2 separate regions of the Homo sapiens genome follow, and region 2 is linked to region 1. Evidence: chromatin contacts called from ENCODE Hi-C or POLR2A ChIA-PET data. All regions are on one chromosome and are shown on one strand. The core of a region is the stretch at or near the end of the contact, and the rest is flanking DNA. Distances in the headings are between cores, read along the strand shown.

Evidence for each region. A loop is a pair of places that touch in the nucleus more often than their neighbours do. ChIA-PET counts read pairs that join two places held with the same protein, here RNA polymerase II (POLR2A). Pooled maps may share reads with other maps.
Region 2: a pooled map shows a loop between it and region 1 (8-fold over the local background). The contact joins the promoter of ZSCAN23 here to the promoter of ZSCAN9 in region 1. A Hi-C loop is called at or near these places in 3 of 37 single-sample maps with no recorded cell type and 13 of 50 pooled maps. POLR2A ChIA-PET finds 5 or more read pairs at or near these places in 3 of 52 experiments (H1, activated CD4-positive, alpha-beta T cell and activated naive CD4-positive, alpha-beta T cell).

What each region holds. Positions count from the first base shown.
Region 1 is chr6:28,222,148-28,227,017 of GRCh38, forward strand. It overlaps ZSCAN9 (zinc finger and SCAN domain containing 9), which reads left to right and starts at 3,128. Exons shown (of 4, transcript NM_006299.5): 1 at 3,128-3,219; 2 at 4,865-4,870. RefSeq lists an enhancer at 2,933-3,032.
Region 2 is chr6:28,441,261-28,446,566 of GRCh38, forward strand. ZSCAN23 (zinc finger and SCAN domain containing 23) reads right to left here and starts at 2,231. Exons shown (of 4, transcript NM_001012455.2): 1 at 2,139-2,231. RefSeq lists enhancers at 2,030-2,540, 2,114-2,163, 2,334-2,413.

The sequences.
Region 1 (4,870 bases), core at 1,878-4,377:
GCTTACAAGCAAGAGTTTTTAAGGCATGGATGAGGGGGTTCTCCAATGTGAGCTAAAGGCTGGAAAATTTCTAGAACTTGCTTATCCATCTTCTGATTCCTGTCTGTCAAGGTCTATATGACAGTGATCAACATTTTCCATCTGGTGGGGGTCCTGGTTTCTGAAAAACAACTCAACTCAAGGACATATGTCAAATGTTATCTTTAGTTTCTATAAGGAAACAAACATCTCATGACTCTGACTCACTTGGGTGACTATTGTTTATGCTATTATTATCATCTTTTTTTTTTTTTTTTTTTTTTTTTTTTTTTTTTTTTTTGAGACGGAGTCTCGCTCTGTCGCCCAGGTCGGACTGCGGACTGCAGTGGCGCAATCTCGGCTCACTGCAAGCTCCGCTTCCCGGGTTCACGCCATTCTCCTGCCTCAGCCTCCCGAGTAGCTGGGACTACAGGCGCCCGCCACCGCGCCCGGCTAATTTTTTGTATTTTTAGTAGAGACGGGGTTTCACCTTGTTAGCCAGGATGGTCTCGATCTCCTGACCTCATGATCCACCCGCCTCGGCCTCCCAAAGTGCTGGGATTACAGGCGTGAGCCACCGCGCCCGGCCTATTATCATCTTGCTTAGCAGGTTATTAATTTATTTCCCTAGTTGCTGGTTGCAGGGTGCCTGGAATTTCCCTTGAAGGGACTCACAATTTTTCCTTTATTTTCATGCTTAAGGAGGGATCCCAGTAGGCTATGAAGAGGAGGAGTCCATGTTCTGTTTCACCATCATCTTGTTCACTTGCTTACTGAAACCCTCTGACACAGTGGGTTAATGAAGATTCATACAGGACACAAATATTTGTACATTTGATATCCATTCTAAGAGATCTATCCACATACGAGCTAGTTCCATCAATAATCTCTTTGTCACCAATCCTCCAAGTCCTTCCTTCCTTCCTTTTTCCCTGTCTCCCTCTTTTCCTTTCTTTCTCTCTCTTTCTTTCTTTTCTTTCCTTCTTTCTTTCTTTTTTCTTTCTTTCATTCTTTCTCTTTCTTTCCTTCCTTCCTTCCTTCTTGCTTGCTTTGTCTTTCTTTCTTTCTTTCTGTCTTCTTTCTTTTTGTTTTATTTCATCTTAATTTTTTTAGCTTATGGCATAACCCACAGCCGAGTTAGTATCCCAATATGCCTGCTTCTAGATTCAGGTAATCCTTAACCTTTTTGGTTGATTTTGCAGTCAGTATTTCTTGTCTTTGAGTTGGTGTGGCATTTTCAATATTCAGTACGGATTCCCAGTTATATGTTAAAAATAATCCCTTCTGTCCCAGGATACTCATCAAAGTACTGCTATAGTGGAATCTTCCCGGAAACAGACAAATGAAAGCCAGTCTCTCTCAGGGCTAACCATTGTGAAGTCCAACGTGCTGCCCACTTGACTCTGGGCTGGAGCCTGCCTGAGCCCTATAGTTGACCCACTTAGCAAGCACATATAAACCAGTGAGAGACCCTAACCAACTGCCAGTGAGACATTTAAGAAGTTTCATACAAATATTAAATTGCATTTACTTGTCACAGATGGTCATACAAAATGGAAAAGAATAACATATTTAAACAGTCTATTCAAGTCCAAGAGAAATTGAGCATTTACTCTCATTTCATAGTTTGTTAGGAAAGTTTGTAATGAGGGATTTGCAAGTGAACATGGTATGGTGGAAAAAGTGATGAGGATTTTTGAGCAAATTTTCTGCATGTTAGTGCTCTTATTGATTATATACTTATTGGATATTTGAAAGAAAAAGAAGTAAAGCATAAAGCTTGGGTTTATTTAATGCCCTCAGAAGGCTAGGTTGAGGAAAATAATAAAGAAATTTTCCGAGCTACTACCGTTTTGGAGTTAAAACAGATCATGGAGCCTCCATTAACACACAAGATACTTTCTTACTGCTTTAATAAAATAAATGATAAGATTCTGTTAAAACAAACAGAATATAGTTTAATCTACGTGACACCATCATTCTGGTTGGCATAGTAAAACTGATGAATGACTAACAGTACCTACAATTACGCTCTTTTGTACCAATAAAATTTATTTAAGGCTGGGCATGGTGGCTCATGCCTGTACCAGCACTTTGCCAGGCGGAGGTGGGAGGATCACTTGAGGTCAGGAGTTAGAGACCAGCCTGGCCAACAAAGCGAGACCCTGGTCTCTACCCCCCTCCCCCAAAAAAAATGCTGGGCATGGTGGTATGTGACTGTAGTCCCAGCTACTCAGGAGGCTGAGGCAGGATTGCTTGAGCCAGGAGTTGCAGTCTGCAGTGAGCTATGATGGTGCCACTGCACTCCAGCCTGGGTGACAAATTTATTTAATTGGTTTTGGTTTGATTTTGTATTATTATTACTAAAACTCCAGAAAACTTTTACAGCAAAAAAAAAAAACAACAAAAAACAAAAACAAGAAAGAAAGAAAAGGAAAGGAGGATGGGAGAAAGGCAGGAAGGGAGGGAGGAAGGTAGGAAAAGAGGAAGGGAGGGAGGAAAGAAGGCAAGCACGCAGGCAGATGCCTAAATAAAGAATACATAGGGGCCTGGACAAATAAATTGCTTTATGGACTGTTATGCACCCATACAATAAGTTAGACTTACATGATGAGTAAAGCTTTTTAGGATACATGAAGTGAAAACGTTAAAATAAGCGGGGGAGAAAAGGCTAAATATAAAATAATGCCATTGTGTGTGTGAGAGAGGATCACAATGATATACAAATTCCAGGCTAACGGTGACAGTGGCTGCCTCGGGGAGTGGGACTAAGGAGGGGTAGGTGGGGTTTGACATTTTACTTTATTAATTTTGGTATTGTCTGAGGGTTTTTAAACCATAAATAATGTATTAATTTTAAAAATGCTTTTAAAAATCATCATTTTCAATAGTTAACGGTCTATGCTTCATCAACGTTTTCCGTTTAAAACCTGTGTGCGGCCCACACACGTATGACATTCTGATTATGTGATTCACTGCTGAAAAAGAACTGGACGCCAGGAAATTGGGGGTTGAGTCCGAAGCAAGGTGAACGCCGGACATCGAGACATGGAATCCTAGACCGGCCCGGAAGTGCCTCTGCTCCGTCCGCCTTCGAGGAGAGGTCGGCATCTTTGTTCCCTGCCCGGCCATTGTTCGTGCCGCGCTTCTAGCAACGCCGGGCCGGTAACCCCCTCTCCCTCCTTGCGCGTTCCGGGTCTCGTGAGTTGGCTGTGGGGACCGGGAATGGAGGCGGGTCAGGGAGGGTGGGGCTGGAAAAGGGGTGTGGAAAGTGAACCTCAGCCGCTGGGAAGTGGGAGCCGGAGGAGGGGGCGGCGGTCAGTGCCGGGCGGCTTCGGGCGTCCCCTAGACCAGAGTGGTCATCCCCAGCTGTGGGGACATTGTACAAGAAAGGGTTGTAGGAGGACTGCGAGGCTGAAGGGTCACCTCGGTGAATAACGACAACAGGCTTAGGACTCAGGGAAAGAAACACCCGGGAGAGGAAGTTAAGGACAATTAAGACTTTGGCAGCCTTCACGATGGAGAACCTGTATACCCTCTTACCTCTAGATTCTGAAAGCAAATTAAGGGGCGTTGAATGGACTGGTTTTCAAGCGCAGAATGTAGCAGTTCCCGATTCCCTTTTCCTTAGTTCATTGATTCTCAAACCTTATAATACATACAAATCACTGAGGAGCCCGTTAAAGGGCATATTCTGGGTCTCCCTGTACTTCTCTCCACCTCCCAATTCAGATTCCCCAGATGTCTGCCATAGGGCCTTTCAAGCTGGAATTCAGCTGCTGCGCTGTGCTTCCTGGCATTTTGGAGACACACATTTTGGGAACACCCCCATGGGTTTCAGGTGCTTCCTGCGTCTGTGGAGAAAACTTTTCCCTTGGGCTTCTTTGGCTTCTTAGGATTGTCCTCAAAAAGAAGTTGACCTTGGGCAATCTACTTAACTTTCCCTGGCTTCCATTTCTTATCTAGTGAAATAATTATTATAATAAAACCTCAGTGGGTAATTGTGAGGATGAAATATAGTCTTGTATCTGAAAGCATATTGTAGACTTGTGCAGTGTTGACTGTTATTCTTCAGTAGCAGCAGGGCGGTGTGGAAAGCTCCAGGACTTGGAATCCACCTAAGCCTTTCTTTCTGTAAATTTAGTGAAAATAATACTAACCTTAAATGGTTGTTTTGAAGATTAAGAAAACTGAAGTAAATAGTAAAGTAAATGTTGGTTCGTTCATTTAGTCGACAGTAACAATATTTCCATTTATTCTTTCTCTAAGTTGATGTTTATACAGTGAGTTCAAACTTTTTATTCAGACTTTCTGAGTGATCGGTGCAGTCCCTAATTCATGGGCTGTTTTCCTCCATGAACTCTGTGAAGCATTATTGCTATTTCTTCTTCACATAAAGAAATCAAGATTGAAAGAAGATTTAAAAACTTGGCACAAGGTCACACAACTAGTAAATATTAGGATCAGAATAAAACCTAGGTCTGGGTCAGCTGTGGTGGCTGACGTAATCCCAGCACTTTGGGAAGCCAAGGTGGGAGGATCACTTAAACCCAGGAGTTTGAGGTTGCAGTGAGCTGTGATTATGCCACTGCACTCCAGCCTGGGAAACAGAGTGAAATTCCCCATTTAAAAAAAAAAGAAAGAAAGAAAACCCATATCTGGGTAACTTAAAAGCTTATGCTCTTAGCACATTATGAATATATATATTTCCATTATTTCCATCCTTTGGTCACCAAATCACTTTTCAGAGAAGAGCTTTAGGGCCTATGATAATTGCTTGTATTATCAGTTTCTGTCATCAGCTATTATCATTTTTCTATATAAATAATTTATTTTTACTGCTTAGGCAAGC
Region 2 (5,306 bases), core at 981-3,480, 220 kb after region 1:
TCACTAATTGGATGAATTCCCAAACTCTCAAGCACAGTTTAAAACCAGTCAGACCTTTAGCTTCTGTTGTCTGGCTCCACTCTTGGTTTCCTCTATTCCACAAGCAAAAACTCTCAGCTCCAGTCAGGTTTTTCTTCTCATTATTCTAATCAGGCGTTTCTCATCCCTGCGCCATGAGCTTGGTCTTGCCTTCTTCCCTTATTCGAACCTTACCCAATCTCTGCAGCTTGATTCAAATCTCACATCCTCTCTGAAGTCTTCTTTACCCATTTCAGCTCACCCTCTTCCAACTGCCCACTCATATGTCATGTACTGTATGAGTCCCACCTTTCACCCTCAGTCACAATTTATCTTGTACCATTACTTCTCTTCAGAACCTTTTTTAAATCCAAAAAGTAGAGAGGAATATAGAATTCTTTCACCAAGTTCTATTACCCTGAAATAAACAGTCTTAAATACTGGAATGTGTCCTTTTCTATGCATTTGCAATCGTATATACACATGTATACACATGTGCACACATAGAGTTGATATAAGCCCATATATTTTATTTACCTTAGACAAGCAGAAGGTAGTATGAGATAGCAGAGAACACAGGCAGATCTGGTTGTTAATTTTTTTTTTTTTTTTTTTGAGACAGAGTCTTGCTTTTGTTGCCCAGGCGGGAGTGCAGTGGTGCGATCTCGGCTCACTTGCAACCTCTGCCTCCCAGGTTCAAGCAATCCTCCTGCCTCAGCTTCCGGAGTAGCTGGGATTACAGGGACCCACCACCACTCCTGGCTCATTTTTGCATTTTTAGTAGGATGGAGTTTCACCATATGGGTCAGGCTGGTCTCGAACTCCCGACCTCACGTGATCTGCCCACCTCGGCCTCCCAAAGTGCTGGGATTACAGGCATGAACCATAGTGCCAGGCCATCTGTGAATTTTAACGCAGTGATCTTGGGCAAGTTAGTTGATTTTTCTAAGCCTCAAGCTCATATATGAAATGAGGTCAACAACTGCCTTGCCAACTTGTTGAGAATATTAAATGAGATAATGCATACAAAGTGTTTTTGCACAAAACCTGGCATATAAACATGCAAATTAATCTTTTAATAAGATAATGTACAATTTTGGTACAATGGTAGTTTAATTAATAGTTGCTACTTTCCCTTAGGGCCAAGACTGTAATCTTTTTCTATTGCTCAAAGAACAAGATGAGTGGGTGAAAACATGCACACAAACCAATAAAACGGCTGTTTCATCAGGTTTGCAGAAACACTGAAAGATATACGTCTTCAGATATATTCTCTCCAATCAAATCCTAACTAGAAGCCCAGGACTACTGAGGTACAAAAGAAGGACGGGATTCAAATGAGCGAAGTAACTTCCCGGGTTATAGCTGTAAAGCTAATATAGGAACAGAGTGGAGTTAGCATAGCAAAGGTTTTAAGAAAATGGAGTCTGGAGCCAAATTGCCTGTATTTGAATCCTGCCTACACCCCTTACTCGCTCTACGACCTTGGGCAAGTTACTAACTTCATTTTCTTCTTGTATGTTAATTTTAAAAAGGGGCGGGACAGAGAGGTGGGGTGTAGTCTACATAATAATAGTGTCTATCTCATAGAGTTATGAGAAGCAGATAATATTTGTAAAGTGCTTAGAACAGTGCTGGGCTGGCACATAGTAGATGCTATTTATTCTTTTAAAAAATTCGATAGCAGCAAGAGCCTTTATACTATGTGAGTTAGACTAAGAAAGGCTGTGGCATAGTTTAAAACTATCCCTGCTCATTCTTTAAAATAAGTCCACAGTAGAGAATAAGACATCGGAAAATACAAACATTTCTTCATATCCGAATCTATTTGAATCCTAAGATGCAGATACGGAGAGTTCAGAGTGCCATCAGTACAGGGCAGAGAGGTTGAAGAGCTCAGGAACAGACATAGGGTGGGGGAAAGGGGTAGGGGCAACGACGCTGACTTTTGGTTAACAAAGCCCTTCCAGGCTGCGGAGCAACCTCCTCTGCCCTTCACCTGCCCGGCCCATCTCTGGCCAAGAAGACCCTGCCGCCAAATCCCCACACCCAGTCCAGGTCGCAGTGCACAGACTGGCCCTTCCGAAGCCCCTCAGCGGTAGCCCGACTCCGAAGCTCACCGAGGCATCCGTGAGAGGAGATGCCACCTAGCGCAGATCACATCTGCTCTGAATCCTTGACAACCGCAGCCCAAAGAATGATAAACTACAAAGGCCGGAAATGCGTCACCGCGGCCCGCTCTCCGCGAAACAGCGGTTCCGGCTGTGTTCCTTCTAGGAAGGCCGGAGGTTTCCACACCTCTGTGGTCGTCACTCTGAATCCCGTCTGTAGTCTTAAGTGAGATACTAGGTGACACATTGTCTTCCACGCGGCAATATAATAACGGCCAACATAGTGTTTTAACACGTATTAATTCATTACCCCGCATAACAACCCTGTGAGTTAGGTACAATTATCTCCATTTAACAGGTGAGGAAACTGAAGCACATTTCTACATTTATTAGTTGCCATTTCCTGCAAAGAATACCCTTTCTTTTCCCTGCCGTCTCATTTTATCACGATGAACTCATGGATTCCTTTACAAATAATTACTGTTATTATTATGTTGATGCTCAAATTATTTAAAATTTGGTCAGTTGGAGCCCTTTCACACTGCTCCCTCTCTTTTCTTTTTTTGACAAAGTCTCCAGGCTGGAGTGCAGTGGATGCGATCTCAGCTCACTGCAACCTCCGCATTCCGGGTTCAAGTGATCCTCCTGTCTCGGCCTCCTGAGTATCTGGGATTACAAGAACACACCACTATGCCTTAGTGAGGCTGGTCTTGAACTCCTGTCCCTCAAGTGATCCGCTCCCTCGGCCTCCGAAAGGGCTGGGATTACAGAAGTGAGCCACCGCACCCGGCCACAAACAGGTTTCTATGTCCTTTGATAAGTTCCCAACAGTTTTTGTGCACTTCACTTTCTCACAAAAGATATTTCAGTCCCATTTTATACTATTCCTACCCTAAACCTAGAATCACCATTGCTTCATGAAGCTACAGTACATCAGTGAAAAATGGTATATAGAAACCAAGATCTGGATTTCGGGCAATGAATAACCTCATTGCTACTGTGTCTGGCATTGGTTCCTGCCAGTCTACTGTGTCCAGAATTGGCTCCTTCCAGTGGGTTCCTGCTCTGACTTCAAGAATGAAGCCGCGGATACTCACGGTGAGCATTACAGTTCTTAAAGATGGTGTGTCTGGACTTTGTTCCTTCTGCTGTTCAGATGCGTCCAGAGTTTCTTCCTTCCGGTGGGTTCGTGGTCTCACTTGACTTCAGGAGTGAGGTCGTAAACCTTTGCAGTGAGTGTTACAACTCCTAAGGGTGGCGTGCCTGCAGTTGCTTCTTCCTTCTGGTGGGTTCGTGGTCTCGCTGACTTAAGGACTGAAGCTGCAGACCATCGTAGTGAGCATTACAATGCTTAAAAGTAGTGCAGACCCAAAAACTGAAAAGTGGTAAGGTTTTATTGTGAAAAGGGAAAGAACAAAGATCCCACAGCACAAAAATCAATGCTAGCAGGTTGTCACTGCTGACTGGGGCGGGGGTGGTAGCCAGCTTTTATTCCCTTATTCAGCCCCGCCCACATCCTGCTGATTGGCCCATTTTACAGAGTGCTGATTGGTCCATCTTTACAGAGTGCCGCTTGGTGTGTTTACAAACCTTTAGCTAGACACAGAGTGCTGATTGGTGCATTTTTACAGAGTGCTGATTGGTGCATTTACAAATCTTCAGCTAGACACAGAGTGCTGATTGGTGCATTTACAAATCTTCAGCTAGACACAGTGCTGATTGGTGTGTTTACAATCCTTTAGCTAGACAGAAAAGTTCTCCATGTCCCCACCCTAACCGGAAGCCCAGCCAGCTTCACCTCTCACTACTAGGACATATTATTGCCTCTAGGCTCCTTCAGTGTACAAGAGCTAGAATATATGAATATGTTATATATATAATATATTATATATAATACGTATTATATATTATCCTATATATCATATATTATATATTATATATAATACATATTACATATTATCCTATATATTATATATTATATACGGAGGATTTTATATTATATATATGTGTATTATATATAACATATATAATATATTATATACTATATATTATGTACATAATATATATTATATACAGATATAAAATCCTCCATATACATATATAATATATATATGGAGGATTTTATAAGATACTTTCTGTTCAAAAACAACTCCACAGAATTCTTTTACATTTTTCACCGTTGCACATTTGTTTTTTTTCTTTTCACCCACAGTGAAAACTCTGGCTCCCAACAGCATAAATAAATTCACTCAAACAAAATAGTTTCTTATAAACAAAATAGTTTCAAGATTATAATACCAATACATCACTAGCAATAACATATCTACTATGTAGAATTCAAAATTTCTTTGCTTGTTTTGTTTTTGAATTATATCCCATTAAGGGAGTATAGCTGTATAAATACCTTATTTGAATTAATTATTTTCTCTGTGGTTATATTTTAAACGATATATGGTTAGGAGCATTTGTTTCTGTTTATATTCCATTTCAGGGTTTGCTTTCATCCCTTTTTAATTTTTTTGACAATTCAAAACATTTACTTAGTTCAAAATCCACACTATATAAAAAGGTATGTTTAGAGGAGTTCTGCTTCCATCCCCAGTCCCTTTACCACATATACTCATACCCAATTTTCATTATTTATTTATCCTCTCCTTCCTTCCTTCTTCATTCCCTCCTCCCTTCCCTACTTTTTCTCTTTTTTCTTGCAAAAATGAGTATTTATCTTCTGTACCCCATAAGTTATGTTATATACATTCTTTCATGCCTTGCTTTATCATCTAACAGAAAAGCCTAGAAATGTCCTGTTTTTGAAGTAGTCCTCTTTTTTCACACCTGCATAATAACTCATTCTGTGGATGTACCATAATTTTTTTAACCAGTTTCTTGGGGGTGGGTATTTGGATTACTTCCAATATTTTGCTTTAACAAATAATGCTGCAATGAACAATAAGAGAGAGACTTTTGTAGAGGTTGTGTTATTTTGTACTCTCAACAGCAAAGTGTGAGAGTGCCTGTCTTCACACAGCCTCATGATCTGTATGTTTTCAGGCTTTTACATATTGCCAGTATGATAGGTCCTTTGATATTTCTTAAGGAATCACAAACGCAATGCTGAAATCCCTGCTAGAAATGGATTCACAGTGCCAAATTTCAGCAAGGATTATGGAACAATGG